Regions from separate parts of the Homo sapiens genome. Here region 1 is linked to region 2. Evidence: read pairs that join two places in POLR2A ChIA-PET (ENCODE). Cell type or tissue: GM12878. All regions are shown on one strand. Links, peaks and the distances in the headings refer to the core of each region. The heading gives the core; the rest is flanking DNA.

The links. Peaks named below come from ENCODE experiments on the same cell type or tissue, not always from the same donor. Only the 100,000 strongest peaks of a DNase experiment are listed, where the experiment ranks them.
Region 1: POLR2A ChIA-PET joins it to region 2 with 6 read pairs; 3 of 35 experiments call an interaction of 5 or more read pairs at or near these places.

Annotation. Positions count from the first base shown.
Region 1 is chr9:114,702,698-114,710,363 of GRCh38, forward strand. No RefSeq gene overlaps it. Among named protein-coding and RNA genes, the nearest start is that of TEX48, 24 kb to the left of the region's middle. In GM12878, for the core only: no CTCF peak of the experiment used is centred there; no DNase peak of the experiment used is centred there; H3K27me3 peaks cover 236 bases.
Region 2 is chr9:115,040,328-115,047,993 of GRCh38, forward strand. It overlaps TNC (tenascin C), which reads right to left. Exons shown (of 28, transcript NM_002160.4): 17 at 6,083-6,355; 18 at 1,892-2,014; 19 at 614-757. Among named protein-coding and RNA genes, the nearest start is that of TNC, 74 kb to the right of the region's middle. RefSeq lists an enhancer at 3,106-3,165. In GM12878, for the core only: no CTCF peak of the experiment used is centred there; a DNase peak (open chromatin) is centred at 3,104.

The DNA of each region.
Region 1 (7,666 bases), core at 2,279-6,278, 340 kb before region 2:
ACGTCAGAGTCTGGAAACTGTGGTGCAGAACGTCTGGTTTTCCGGTCACAGAGGGGCCTGCTCATCCGAAGCCGACAGGACAAGTTTTTCGTTTTTTTTTTTTTTTTTTTTGAGACGGAGTCTCGCTCTGTCGCCCAGGCGGGACTGCGGACTGCAGTGGCGCAGTCTCGGCTCACTGCAAGCTCCGCTTCCCGGGTTCACGCCATTCTCCTGCCTCAGCCTCCCGAGTAGCTGGGACTACAGGCGCCCGCCACCGCGCCCGGCTAATTTTTTTGTATTTTTAGTAGAGACGGGGTTTCACCTTGTTAGCCAGGATGGTCTCGATCTCCTGACCTCATGATCCACCCGCCTCGGCCTCCCAAAGTGCTGGGATTACAGGCGTGAGCCACCGCGCCCGGCCCGACAGGACAAGTTTTGTGGGAAGCTGATGGGTGCCTGTCTGTGGTCAGGTGCTGGTGGCTCCGACGGCAGTCAGCTGGGCAGCACTGGCACCAGGCCCTGGCTCAGATGGGGGTGGGGAAACTGAGTCACATTTGCTCTTCCATAAGAGTACTGAGTCTGGAATTTCACCCTATGTAGGGGGCTTTGTATGGGATTTGGCACCCTTGGCTTTTGCTCTGTTCCTCTGGTGATTCCGGGGCTTCTCCTTGGGGCCTGTGAGGCCAGCCTTTTACTGCAGGCCTTGGAAGGCACTGAGTCTTCCCCTCTAGTCATCCCCGGTGTGACCTAGGCCAAGTCACTTCATTTCTCCAACAGTCAAGTGGTGCTAATGAGTCCTATCTATAGACATCTGGTTGGGTTATTGGGAAAGCAAAAGAGGATACTATGTGGAAAATCAGATACAAACAGCAAAGAACAGAAAGCCTCAAAGTTCCAGCTGGAGATTTAAAAAAAAAAAAAAAAACACCCTACTGTTTATTGAGCACTTAATTAGGAATTAGGCACTAGGCCCTTGGATAAACCTTTTACATAGTTTATTCATGTAACCCTCACAACAATCCTCTAGATACATGTTGTTATCCCTGTTTTTGGGTGAGGAGACCATTTTAATGCATAAGGTAACTTTTTAAAGGGCAGCATTTGGATTCAATCGGGCATGGTGTGATCTCTCGGTCTTGTCCACTTTCTAAGACCTGGAAAGATGATGCATGGCTGGAACTGATGTTTTTAGGCCACTATAAGGATTCCTGCATTTGCTCAGCTGGCTTCCTCATTCCCTTTGTGGGAAAGACCAGTATTGCTTTAGAGGTGCTTTGTGTCTGCTGTCCCATAGAATTTTACCTTGGCTCCTGACTAGCCACGTGGAGGATTGTTGCTATGAAAGCTCTTAACTGGAGTATTTCTATTGTTTAGTAACACCAGAGAACAGAAAAAAGACAACTGTTCTTGGGAAGTAAACAGACAAAAAAGATTGTAATCCAAAATGAAATAATAGTAGAAATAACGAAATAGGGTTTAAGATGGGATCCAAATGTTCTGCTTTGGGTAGATTTTGTGCTATTAGAGGTTTCCAACATAGATGGGGTCTCACTATGTTGATGGGGCTAGTCTCGAACTACTGGCCTTAAGCAATCCTCCCGTATTGGCCTCCCAAAGTGCTAGGTTTACAGGCATAAGCCACTGCTCCAGGCCCCAAATATTTTGATTTTATCTTACCTCTCCCACTGCTAATTTTCATCTCTTTTCTGCCTGCATCCTGAGTAACTGTGGAATGAAAGCATTTTAGAATTACTGTTGTCCAGTCACATCTAAATCATAATTTTCCTTTTATGGAGTCATGCTACAGAGTTTTCTAACCACTATTATTTCTATTGTCTTAGTTGAATATTACAGAAACATTCTGAGGTCTGGATAGTATTAAAATCTATTTTCCACACCAGGCGTGGTGGCTCATGCCTATATTCCCAGCACTTTGGGAGGCCGAGGCAGGCGGATCACCTGAGGTCAGGAGTTTGAGACCAGTTTTGTCAACATGGTGAAACCCCATCTGTACTAAAAAAAAATACAAAAATTAGCCAGGAGTGGTGGTATGCACCTGTAGTCCCAGTTACTCAGGATGCTGAGGCAGGAGAATTGCTTGAACCTGGGAGGTGGAGGTTGCAATGAGCCGAGATCATGCCATTGCACTCCAGCCTGGGTGACAAAAGCAAAACTCTGGGGGGAAAAAAAATCTATTGCCCATAAGAAGGAATGGGGGCTCAGGGAGGTTAAATGACTTGCTTAGAACCACGTAACGACTCCCCAGCAGAGGCTGGATTCCCAAGACTGGCCACACCTAGCTGCCCTTCTGGGGAGGGCAACCTACCCTGATTTCATGGTATATGATATTAACAGTGGCAACCACCACAAACATTGGCTGACTCTATGTTTAATTGCTTCTTTTTTAAACATCATAAAAACCAGCAAAATAGGTATTGATTGTCACTGCTGTCTCACAGATGAGGAAACTAAGACTTACAGGGGTCCACACTTTGCCCAAGTTCACTCAGCCAGTTGGAGGCAGGATCTGAGCCCAGCTCTGCCTGCTCTGGGACCTACATGCTTGCCCACTGTTTTCTGTCCTGTCACTGGAACCGCCAGGGAAAATTTAGGTGATGGGGAGGGGAGAGCATAGGGTATCTTGGCTTCTAAATTCATTGGAATTTTTTTTTTTTTTTTTTTTGAGATGGAGTCTTGCTCTGTCACCAGGCTGGAGTGCAGTGGCGTGATCTCGGCTCCTGCAATCTCCGCTTCCCGGGTTCAAGCGATTCTTCTGCTCAGCCTCCTAAGTAGCTGGGATTACAGGCACGTGCCATCACACCCAGCTAATTTTTGTATTTTTAGTGGAGACGGGGTTTTGCCACGTTGACCAGGCTGGTCTCAATCTCCTGACTTTGTGATCTGCCTGCCTCAGCCTCCCAAAGTGCTGGGATTACAGGCATGAGCCACCACACATGGCCCAATCCATTGGAATTTTATGTGGCCAGGGAGTGAGTCTGGTGGAGGACCTACATTAAGTTTGGTGATCAAGACACACACAGTGTGTATTTAGATCTCTGTCATTAGGAAATTAGTATGTATTAAGGTAGCTAAAAGGATGGTCTACAAACAGCAGGCAAGTAGGGTCAATCTGGGCAGGTGATGTGTTTGTGCATGCATCAGTGTCTTGTTCCCCCTGCTTTTTTTTTTCTTAAGCTCAGCATGAAAAAGTTAAAAACATTTATCAAGCACCTCCTATGTACCCTGAAGCTTACTGCAAGATACATATTTATTATCTCCATTTTAAAGCAGAGGAAATGGAGGCTAGAGATATACAGTGACTTGGCCAAGCTCGCATGGCTGGAAGGGGCAGAACTAGGATTTACACCCAGGTCTCTTTGGTACTGAGACACTCCACCTGCTATCTTTATCTGCCTTTTCATTCAGCCTATGGCTACTTTTCTTTTAAGTAGCCCCTGCTGCCATATTTCTAAGCTGACTTTTCCCCAAACACAGCTCTGAGGAAGTCCATGCTGGGCCCAGGCACAAGAAAACTCAATTCCCAGAGGCTAAGATGCTGCTCTTGGTTATAAGCTCTGCTTGGGTGAGCGAGCTCCTGCTTTCTAGTTCTCTTTCCCTTACCAGCATCTTGTATGACCAGAGTAGGCTTTCTCCAAGAAGACTAGTGTTAGTAATGGCTAAAAAATGAGCAGTGCTTCATACTCACATTCATCCTCCATCTGGACTGCAAAGGCTCAAACACTTCATAGCTGTTGCCCTCTTCCAGGTGGGTTCCTGGGTTCTGGTGTAAGCTCTGCCAACTATCTTTGTAGGCCCTTGGCTCTGCAGCTTCCCTTTTCTGGATCTCAGCTTTCCCATTCGCAGATGGACGGGATCATTGGAGAGCTTCTAAGGGAACAGGCTGAGGCCTCTTTGGCTTCTGTGTAAACTTCTAAGATCTTACTTAGTCTTTTACATTTTGCTCTGTTAAAAGACTAGTTTCATAAAAACACCCAAAACAAACAACAACTCCTTCTCTCTCAAACCTTTTTTGGCAGAGGGCATATTTCCTTGTTACAGTGTGAACTGCACCCAAATATAATTGATTATTCTCTACTCTACCCCCAAGAAATGGGGAAGATGAATTTAGCTTTAGAGCGATTACTCCTAACCCAGTACAATATTTCCCTACCATGCCCATGAGCTGAGCTCCTAACAGTACATCAGAATGAAGATGTTTTCCACTCAGGGGACTGTATCTATTTCTGTGATCAATCTCATCCCTCCCCCTCTGACAGAACACTCAATTCTTGGACAATTTCGAGAGCTTGCTTTAGGGAAAAACCCATTTTCCACTTGACAGCAGAGCTTTCTTTTTGAATCAGCTTTGGATGCTGCAGCCCAGGCAAACAGATTGCTCCCTTTGCTTTACCAAATTGTTTTTCTTTTTCCCTTTGCGTATTTTTTTCACAGGCATCCCTGTACCCATCGCTACCCTACCCTCACCTTTGTGCTAACTGGAAGCATTGGCCTAAGATGGTAAATGAGACATCAAACCAGGAATCGTGTCCTTCCAGGCTGCAAGGAGAGCTGGAAGGTCAGAGGTCTTTGATTCCATTCCTGGCCATCTTGTCCCTTATGGCTGCACAGTATCTCCTGGCCAGGATGAGGATGTTTTCCTCATCTCCTCTGAAACATCATTAATCAGCTGCCCCTCCCCTATGCCTGCCTGAGCTTTGGAGGTTTGCAGAGAAGCCTGAAGGTCTACTTTTTGTCCTTGGGAGGGTGTCCCCTTGAGGCAAGTAGATTTGATTGAAAAAAGTGCAAAGTTGACCAAGAATGGTCTGCCGAGGCTGCACTGAAATTACTAACATGCTCTCTGTCCCCCACCAAGCCTGGGGCCACCAGCTCTTCCCAATTTGTGCTAACCCCTGGGGCTTTGCAGATCAAAAATAAATTTGGTTATTTGGTCCTTAGGAGGTTACAAGATAGTCTGGAAAAATACCACTTTCATCATGTCCTTGCTTTCTCAAAAATACTCAGTTGTTCCTTGTAATAGTTTTCTATTCTTGTGGAACAAATTATTCCCAAACCTAGCAGCTTGATATAACAATAAACATTTAGTATTTTACACAGTTTCTGAGGACCAGGAATCTGGGACCAGGTTATAGCTGGGTCGTTCTGGCCTCAAGAAAGAATATCCTCACACTTCAGCAGAGGAGACAGGTTTGTTAATAAACGTGATATCTGTGACTTGTCTTACTGGCTTTGGGGATAAGCATGGTCACAAAAATTTATTAGGAAACATATTTTGAAAGAAATAAGGCATAAAGAATAATGTAAGGTGGGTATACCTAACCTATTCTAAGAAACAAAGCATTTCCAATATGGTAGAACCTCCTGTGCATCCCTTTCCTACCACATCCTCCTCTGTGCCACCTCCTTTCTCAACAAGTAGCCAATTTGCTGAATGAGCTTTTTATCATTCCTGGTCATTTTACTTATACTTTTACTGCACTGGCACATGTGTGTCCTTAAGCCATGTAAAGCATTGTTTTGCAGGTTTTGAACTACATTAAATTATGTCATACTGCATATATGACATGATTTTTATGCAATTTGCCTTTTTTAAATTTACTGTGATATTTTACATGTGAATATCCTTTTTCATCCTTTTTTTATGCCATATAGTATTTCACTATGTGAAAATACCTTAATTTATTAATTCATTCTCTTGTTGACAGATACTTGGTTTGCTTATCATTTCTTTCAAATTAATTGCATTGCTTATCATTTCTTTCAAATTAATTGCAGAAGCATTCCCTGTCCCAATTAGCAGGAAGTTTCCATTGCATCCATGAGGATCCACCTTCCCACTTCCCCCCTCCCCCCACCCTCCACCAAGATGTCCGGGAGTCTCAGTGACTTTCTTAGGTTGAAGAGATCAGTTCTGCTCAAGAGTTGAAACAGTCCATGGCTGCCCTTGCTTCTGGATAGTAGTGTTGTGTCACTGCTCATAATTTGTTCTACACAGTCCTTTGTGTCCTTATTCCCTGACATGGTGATACTCTTAGAAGAAGAGCTGAGTTTTCTGAGTATGAACAAAAGAGCAGTAACCCAGAGTCTGAGTGTGGGGCACTGCTGATCCCATGCAGGGCACAGTCATTAAGGGGTTGTTGCAGCAGGGCACAGGGACAGAAATTCCCTGACCAGTGCCCCATCAGCGTGGAGAACACTTCTCCAGGCAAACCCATCAATAACTGATCAATAATTGTTTGAACGCTGTGAGATTGGAATGCTGTTGCTGAGGTCTGTAGAAGCACTGCCTTTGGTGGGTCTGTGGGAGGAGCTTTATTTTATTTATATATATATTTATTTATTTTTGAGATGGAGTTTCACTCTTGTCGCCCAGGCTGGAGTACAATGGCGCAATCTCGGCTCACTGCAACCTAGGAGGACCTTTATTTTTCACTAACATTTCCTCTGTACTTTAGTTTCCTTATCTGTAAAGAGTGTTACCCTATGTGATGAAGAAAACCATTGTTACTGATTATTTAGCTAGAAGTAATCTCAGCTAGCACATGCACTGCCAGCCCCTACATGCGCTCCCTCCTTCCCCTGGGCAGTAATTTTTTTTTCTTTGAGATGGAGTCTCGTTCTGTTGCACAGGCTGGAGTGCAGTGGTGCAATCTTGGCTCACTGCAAGCTCTGCCTCCTGGGTTCATGCCATTCTCCTGCCTTAGCCTCCCGAGTAGCTGGGACTGCAGGTGCCTGCCACCATACCTAGCTAATTTTTTTGTATTTTTTAGTAGAGACGGGGTTTCACCATGTTATCAGGATGGTCTTGATCTCCTGACCTCGTGATCTGCCTGCCTCGGCCTCCCAAAGTGCTGGGATTACAGGCGTGAGCCACCACGCCCTACCCCCTGGGCAGTAATTCTTGCTGGGTTTCCCTGACAGGTGACTGCTCAGCCCAGATGTCTCCAATGGAAGGCATGGCCAAAACACTGCTCTTGGAACAAGAAGTGGACCTTCAGGTTCTCCATCTGTTAAGTTCAGGGAAAACCACCTCTCTCTCCCCACAGAACTGTTTTGAAGGTGAAATGAGACAATGAACTTGAAAGTGCTTGAGAAGGTGGAGTGGGTAGAGTGAGGGTGAGGCTGTCATTGTCTTTGGAGGTAGCACATCCTGTTATTGGACAACTCTGATTTTACAGACATCTGAGTCAGGCCCTGATGCCCACAGCCCTCTGAAGCTCTGCTTGGAAGACTGCACAGCCTTTTGGGAATTTGAAGACGCTCAGCATGTTCAGAATATCCCCCAATTTGTTTATGGAACAAATTTCCCTAGTTCCTTAATATGTGACTTTATGATCTACAATTTCCATAAAACAGAAGAAGGTTGTGGAACATAAACTGCTTACAAAAGTATAAAATGTCACATAATTCTAAGGTGATACCATTGTGACCATTGTTATTGTCACAGCAGTGAAAATGACAACCTCCCCTATTGGGAGCAGAGGTGGCTGATGACTTCCATGTCCCTAAATCCAGGGAATACCTTTCAGTCCTCTGGTCACACTTATTTTTTTTGAGATAGGGTTTTGCTCTGTTGCCCAGGTTGGAGTGCAGTGATGTGATCACAGCTCACTGCAGTCTCAATTTCCCCAGACTCAGGTGATCCTTCTGCCCCAGCCTCCCGAGTAGC
Region 2 (7,666 bases), core at 1,454-5,453:
GGTTTAGTAACAGTGCCTGGAATGCAAGAGCCACCAAATAGAGAGGAGCTGTTTTGTAGCTGTCACCATCACATGCTCATGTGAAACACCTGCTTTGAGGGACACTCACAAGGGTTCCAGGCAATAGGCGGGGAGGTGAAGGTGATGGTGGGCTAACATGAACAATTGTATTTCAGGATGCTTTACAAACACAGCTTCATGTGATCCTTACCATACCCTGTGAGGGAAGCAGAATTGTGTCTGTTTTACAGAGAAGGAAAGTGGACCCTAGTAAAATGGACTGATAGCTCATGTAGTTGGTAGAATTTGGATTTAAATTCAGGTAAGTATGACTCCCAAACTTGGACTTTTTCTTTCACAATAGTCCAGGAAATGGAGGCCCAACAAGGTTAAGGTCACCCAGCTCACCAGAGGCTGGGATGGGCCAGAAGAGAGGCCTCTGGCACTCTAAATCCAGTTCACTTTCCACTAGGATCTCATAAATAAAACCCCCCTTTTTTTCCAGCTGCTGAGTCATGAGCTACAAGGCTGAAGGTGAGAAATGGCATAGGATGCACAAGTGACCTCTGAAAAATAGTAACACACACACACACACACAACCCCACCAACTCACCTGTGGTGAATGACCCTGAGACAGGTTCACTTTCCTCAAAGCCCTTCATGGCGATGATGCTGACAAGGTACTCCACGCCAGGTATGAGTTTCACCAGCCTGGTCTGAGTCTTGGTTCCGTCCACAGTTACCATGGAGGGTGTACCTGGAACACAGTAAAAGCAAGATGAGGAATAATGAACCTCACTGACACTTATTCACTGTTGCCCCCAAAAAGAGTGTATCTGATTTAGAAATGAAACTATATCTTCATCAAACACCACTTTCTTGACTTCTCATTTGCTCCTACCCTCTGGCATAAGGGAAGAAGGCTTACTTTTTGTATGCTTTTTCTATTGGTGCAGATGCCAAAAACAAAGCCAGGAGGGGCGGGGGAAAACATGAAGTCACAACGTACTAAAAATGGCAAGTTTCCGTTCAGTAGAGAGCTGGCACGTTGTGCAAATTTTATCTTATTATTTTTCCCCACAAACAATATGGGAAGCTTACTATGTAATGTATGTCAGATCTATTGCACCCATTGTCTTGGCTTAGGATTATAGACTCCCTTACTAGAGGAAATTCTACTTAAGAAAAGAAAGTTGATTATAGTCAAGTTTGTGCTGCAGTGTTTATTAATAAACACAGAAATTGTATTTCTTAGAATTTGGGGGCTAGTGAAGAACTTGCACATCAGCTGGTCAGACTTCCTATAGAGACAAAACAGCATTCCTGTGAAGAGGTTATTAACCATCCTCTCTTTATACACTTTCAGCAACAGGTAGCTTACTACCTGCCAGAGTGTCTTTAGGCAGATTTGACTGGGCTTCCTCCTTGTGGTCTCTATTATAGCCCATGCGCTTTGAGTTAGAACTCACAAATTTTCTAAGGCACAGCTTGCCATCATTTGCTGAGACAGACAGATTTGGTACCCAAAGGTAAAACTTCACATATATCCAAGACTAGCTTTTCAGATGAGTGTGCGCAGGGAGAGAAATGCCAATATATTTAGAATCTTTTGCCATTGTGTGCAAACAATACTAGAGATCTATTTCTCATAGAATTTTATAATTTCAAGGTTAAAAAAGGTCTTGTTCAAGTGACCCTTCACAAGAAAGTTTCTTCTAAGAACCTCATAGCACTTTACAAATGAGTTCTCTTCTCTCCAGATGGTCTCACAAATAAAGAATTCATTTTCTTTGATCATGATGTTAGAGGATGAAAATTATCAGGGTCTTTTTCATGAATCCATCCAAACCCACAACACTCCTCCTCTCTCTCCCCTTTCCGAGTCTCCTACCTCCTGTAATGGGCACATAGGTAATCCGGAAGCTCTCCACTTGGGCTGTGGGTGCCCTCCAGCTGACAGTAGCCGAATTTTCAGTGATGTCTGAGAAAATGACTTCCTTTGGGGAGCCCATGGCTGTCAAGAAGAAAGCACAAGAGAAGCCCAGAAACAGTTAACTGTCTTGTTCATCAATGGTTCTTCCTGAATTCCTTATTTAGGAAAACTCAGTGCCTAGAATTTGTGTCTGAGCCAAGCCTTTAGGATGGAGAATGTGGTGATCTGTGGTTAAGTTGTGACTTGCTAGGACCAATTGTTTCATTTCAGGTACAGGGCCCAGGGTTGTAGAAAAGTCATTTGGTCTAATTCAAGGGGAGTGATAGGACCATAGCTGACTTCCAAGGAATCGTGGGAGAATGGTTTCCCAGATTGGAATGTGACCCCCGTTCATTTTTGATTTTTAACATTTTCTTAAATCTTTGCTTTCTAGTTCCTTTTATTAAATAATACTAAGACTTGACAACTGTACAGTTCTTTGCAATTTATAAGGCTTAATCCTCCTGTAGAAGCCCCCAAAAAGATGTGATTATAGCCATTTTACAGAGAACCAAACCAAGGCTTCCATGAACATTCTTGTGATGTGATCTTTCTGGGTCCCAGGAGTAGGCAGCAGAGCCAAGCACAGCCTGGAATCCTGGAAATAACGTTCACACAAACACTGACCTGGGCAAACCCATTCCTAGAACTGGAAGGAGGTCCAAAGCCAAGAGAACAACCTCAGGCTCATCACCAAAGCAAACACCCAGTGGACGCTGGGTCTACCTGTGAGAAAAGCCATGCCCAGGGGGAGTTTCTGCCTCCCAAAATACCTCCCCTCAAAACCCAGTTTCCTTTGGCTTTTCTCTGTGTATTTTTTGGCTGCGATTTTTGCCCTCTTCAGCTAACCATGCCTACCCAGAGAATTCAGGAAACAATTTTCAGGCTCTAGGGAACTCACTTCCTCATCTTTTCCCCTCTCCAACCCACAGGGATTATTACATGCTGAAACCCACAGAAATTCAGCAAGGGTTTTTTTTTCTTCCTCTTTCTGCATTTTTCTCTCATCTAAGACATCTCCTCCTACAGCTTTCTTCTGTGGCCTGGTAGCCACCCCCAGACTCTGTGGCTGCCTGGGTTTTTGCCCTGCCCATGGAAAGTTTCAGAAACCACATGGGTCTCTGGAGCCTGAAAGAGCTTCATTGTCCAAATACCACTGAGAGGCTGGGTGACCTTGGGCAGGTCCCTTCACTTCTGTGAACCTCAGTTTCTCCATCTGTCCAGAGGGAAAAGTGGTACCCACCCACAGGGATGTTTTGAGGATTAGCAGAGATAACAAATGTGAAACTCCCAGCACAGCATCTGGCATGCAGTGAGAATTCAGTAAATATGATTGCCCTCTCTTTATTTTCTTTCCAATGTCCCTCTTTCCTCCATGGGCCATACTAGACTTTAAGGTGTCCCCTAGGAAAGATCGAGATGAGTCTAACTGGGAAAAAACAAACAAACAAACAAACAAAAAACAGTGAGGTGTATAAACTCAGGCACTGAGGACTTCCCTCTGCCAACCTGGTGTACTCGCACTATTGCTTTGACTGAAAACCTCATTGGTGTAGGTACATTTTAGTAGGTGTATCTTATGGCCAAACACATTAATAGCTAATATGGTTACTGTGGGTAAAGAAATTCTGCTAAATACTTGACATTCATGATCTTATGTAAACCTCGTGGCTGACCTTTGAGTTAAATTCTATTTTCCAGATGAAGGAATTGAGGTAGAGCCATGATGAAACTCCAAGGACACTGTCCCATGGTTGTTGGCTTAACCACCAGGCAACACTGTCTCCCACTGCCCTTTCTACTGCCCTGGGCACCCAGGGCTGGCAGCTTGTGCTATGGAGAGGTACCTTGTGAGTGAGAGGAGGAGCTACAGCAGGGCCTTCTCAGGAGGAAGAGGGATAGGACATTACAGAGAAGAGTTTACAATGGTATGAGGGAGGAAGAGAGGAGAGGAGAAAGGATTAAAAAAAAAAAACAAAAGGGGAAATTTATAAACTTGATGAGGTGAAGATAGAAATTAGGCATCTTCTGTGCTCAAGAGCCCCCTTTCCTGTCTTCTCCTGGTCCTGGAGCACAGGCATGTAGACACACACACACACACACACACACACACACACAAGCACGCACGCGCATGGGCACCTCTCTTTGGCTATAAGCTACTAGGCTCTAGAGAAGAAAATCAAAGAGAGGGCTTTCCAAAAGAGCAGGGTCTGCCTTGCCTTTTTTTTTTGTTGTTCTTAAAAAAAATTCAATTCATGATTATTCATTCTCTTTTTTGCTTTAGAACTGCAGGGCTTCTAGAAAAAAAAGATCAGCAAAACAAATCAATGATCAGAAGAAGTAAACTTCGAAGAACACTGTTTATAAACCAAGATCAAAATCAAGGCTCTGCCTCTGATCTGGAGTCGTTTTATGGGCAGCCACAGGGAGGAGGAGACTGAGACCTGCATCCCAGGATAGGGTGTCCCTGTTAATAAGAAACAGGGTTTTTCCCTCTTACTAGGTTGCTGCCTGGATTCTAGCATTTTCTCCAAGCCTACAAATACTGATTATTATTTTTACATGGGTGATTTCTTGCCACTTATTAGGTCCTGAAAACTTAACAATATAAAATATCTATCTTTAGACAAAAAGGAGAGGTTTTGGCAAATGTCATGCCTATGCCTGTCAGAGATGGCAAGTAGCTATATGCATTGGTTTTCTCTCATCCAGACTGCTCATTTTAAATAGTATTAGAATAAGCTGGTCATTGGGCTTTACTCCAAATCTAGCTCTATGATCATAGAAAAATCATTTCACCATTCTGGTCCTCAGAGTCTTCATGCACAAACAGAAGAGGTTGAGCTACATCATCTCTCAGGTCCCTTTTATCTCTCCTGGTGATTTTGTGGTTCTGTCCCCTGGTTCCCTTTGAAGCAGCCATCTCCAGCGAATGCTATGTCTCTGCATCTCCCTCAGTTTCATGAAATAATTTACTTGACTTGTTGGAGGTTTTTCCTTTTCTCTTTAAAAAGTCATGTTCATCTTAGTATTATTATTATTACAAAGAGTCATATTATTACTACTGTTATTATTATCATTATTTGAGACAGAGTCTTGCTCTGTCGTCCAGGTGGGAATGCAGTGGCACGAACACAGCTCACCACAGCCTTAACCTCCTGGGCTCAAGAGATCTTCCTGCCTCAGCCTGCAGAGTAGCTGGTACTACGGGCATGAGGCACCACACCTGGCTAAGTTTTTGATTTTTTTTTTTTTTTTTTTTTGCACAGGTAGGGTCTTACTATGTTGCCTAGGCTGGTCTCAAACTCCTGGACTCAAGTGATCCTCCTGTCTCAGCCTCCTGAAATGCTGGGATTACAGGTGTGAGCCATCACTCTGGGCCTAAGAGTCATATTATTAACCATCTTTTTTTTTTTTCTCCTTGAAACAGCTCCTATGGAAAAAGGTAATTAAACTCCAAGGACACTCTAGGTGCCTTTCAGAGTTGTTATGAGTATCAAAGTTAGAGAGCTTCATAAACAGTAGCATGTTAATCTTGCCAGCTCTCTCCTTTATCCTTGCTGATCACCGTACTGATTATTCACATGTAGCATTTTATAAATATTAATGTGTATAGATAGACGTGCTGCTTCTCCATTATCTCCCTACTTGGTATAGCTCGAACATTTGGCCAAAGAACAAGGAAGTGTATCTCTGGATAAAATGATGAGATATGATATGATGAGATGAGATATGATGAGATAATAGATAGAAGGAAGAATCTTTGGAACGTAAAAAAAAAAAGATGATAATTGTAACGATGATGATGCATTAATGGCAACGTGAATAGCTCTCATTTGCTGGGCCCTTGCTACCTGCCAGGCCTTCCGCTATGGGCTTTATATGAATTATCTCATTTAATCCTCACAACCCTATTAAGTAAATGGCATCATACTTTTTTTGCATAAGGACTTAGCCAAATTGTCCAAGGTAACACAGTCTGTAATTGAAAGAGTCAGGATCAGAGCGCCAGCCTGCCTGCATCCAAAGCTCCTGTGATTACTCAGCCCTGTGAGAAGAAGACCCCTGAGTCATGACTTTTCTCTGTTCTCTCCTGTTTATTTACAGTACCTGTTGTTGCTATAGCACTGACTGTCTGGGATCGCCTTCCTTTGCTTATTCCATAGAGTTCAATTTCGTATTCAGTAGCCTCTCTGAGACCTGTTATGTCCCTGGTACGTTCGGGGGCAAGTAGGGTTATTTCCAGTGGCTCAGACTGCTTTTTGGTATCTCTGATTTTGAGAACAAAATTGTCGAAGACCCCTTCATCAGCTGTCCAGGACAGACGGAAACCGTCTGGGGTGGCATCTGAAACCAGAAGGTTGTCAACTTCCGGTTCGGCTTCTAGAGGGAGAGAAAATGGTGGGAGAAGGAGGAAAGACAACATCATTTACCAGTCCGTGCAATCTTCTCTCCAGTAGGGGTATCAATATGTAGTGATGCCCCGGCTTTCAGAGATAGAAGTGTCCTGAGATACCAAAAATAAAATCATTCAACATTAACAAGTCCAGTAGAGTCAGGAGAGGGGAAAGATGGAGTAGACACATTCAATACAAGTCAAGCATATGTTTGCATATGTGAGTTTTGTCTAAAAGCAATTCAGTAAATCCACATCTGGACTCAGCATTGGCCCGTCCCACATATTATTAAATAAGTTCAAAGCCAGTAAATTGTTTACATTTGCTCTCTGTCTTCCAGTGGCTGAGTGCCCATCCCCTGCAAGACCTTTTTCTTTTCTTTTTGAAAAGACAAATAAACCAGCATTAATGATCTGTAGAGCTGCTCATGATGATACTGCTGATTACATTCTCCTTGAGCCTGCCCAAAATGGCTTTTAAAATGTTATGGTCTTTTTGCTTTGTTCTTAGTGCTGTTTCACTAAAGAAGGCTCCTACCCTTGACTTTTTTTTTTTTTTTTTGCATTCTTTCTTGTTATTTTATTAACTATTAGATAAATGTTCAGATGGTAGAACTGAGGTTGGAACCTTTTGTGCTACATACTGTGGACCCAGGGTTTCATCTTGCATTGCCTTAACTAGACAAAACTCAATGTCAATGTAGATTTAGAGCTGAGTTTCCCAAAGTGTGCTCACAGTGAACTATTCCTGTTTGATCCTCTTCCTTAAAAAGTATCCTTTGTCAAATAAGTTTGGAAAATACTGCCTGGATAAGTACTTCTTGGAGATGATGCACGTTAGGGTGTTCTGAAAAGCCGTGCAGTTAAAGATCCTCTTTAACTTTGTTTAACTCAGTCTTTCCAAACTTATTTGAACGTGGAATTTCCTCACCGAGTAGGACCTTTGAACATTCTGTGGAGCTAGTAATCTCTAGAAAGACTTTGGGAAACACAGATGTTTGACTATTCCGTTGTTAATTTCTGTAGGAATCATTAGTCTTGAGAAAATTATGGATTTAGTCCGTGTTGCAGAGTCTCTCTGATATTAGTGATTACCGATAAAATAAGTTCACATTTGGTTTTCCAATGACGAGCCCACTGGGTAAGTTTGTTAAGATCATGGTTGAGATTTTGAGATGGCAAAAGTTTTAAATACGTTTTGGAAATATACTCATTGGTATATTTCTTTTGAGAAGGCTGAAATGTAGCTGGGGACCAGCCAGGTTGATCACAAGGGACGATGATATGAGGTAAGCACA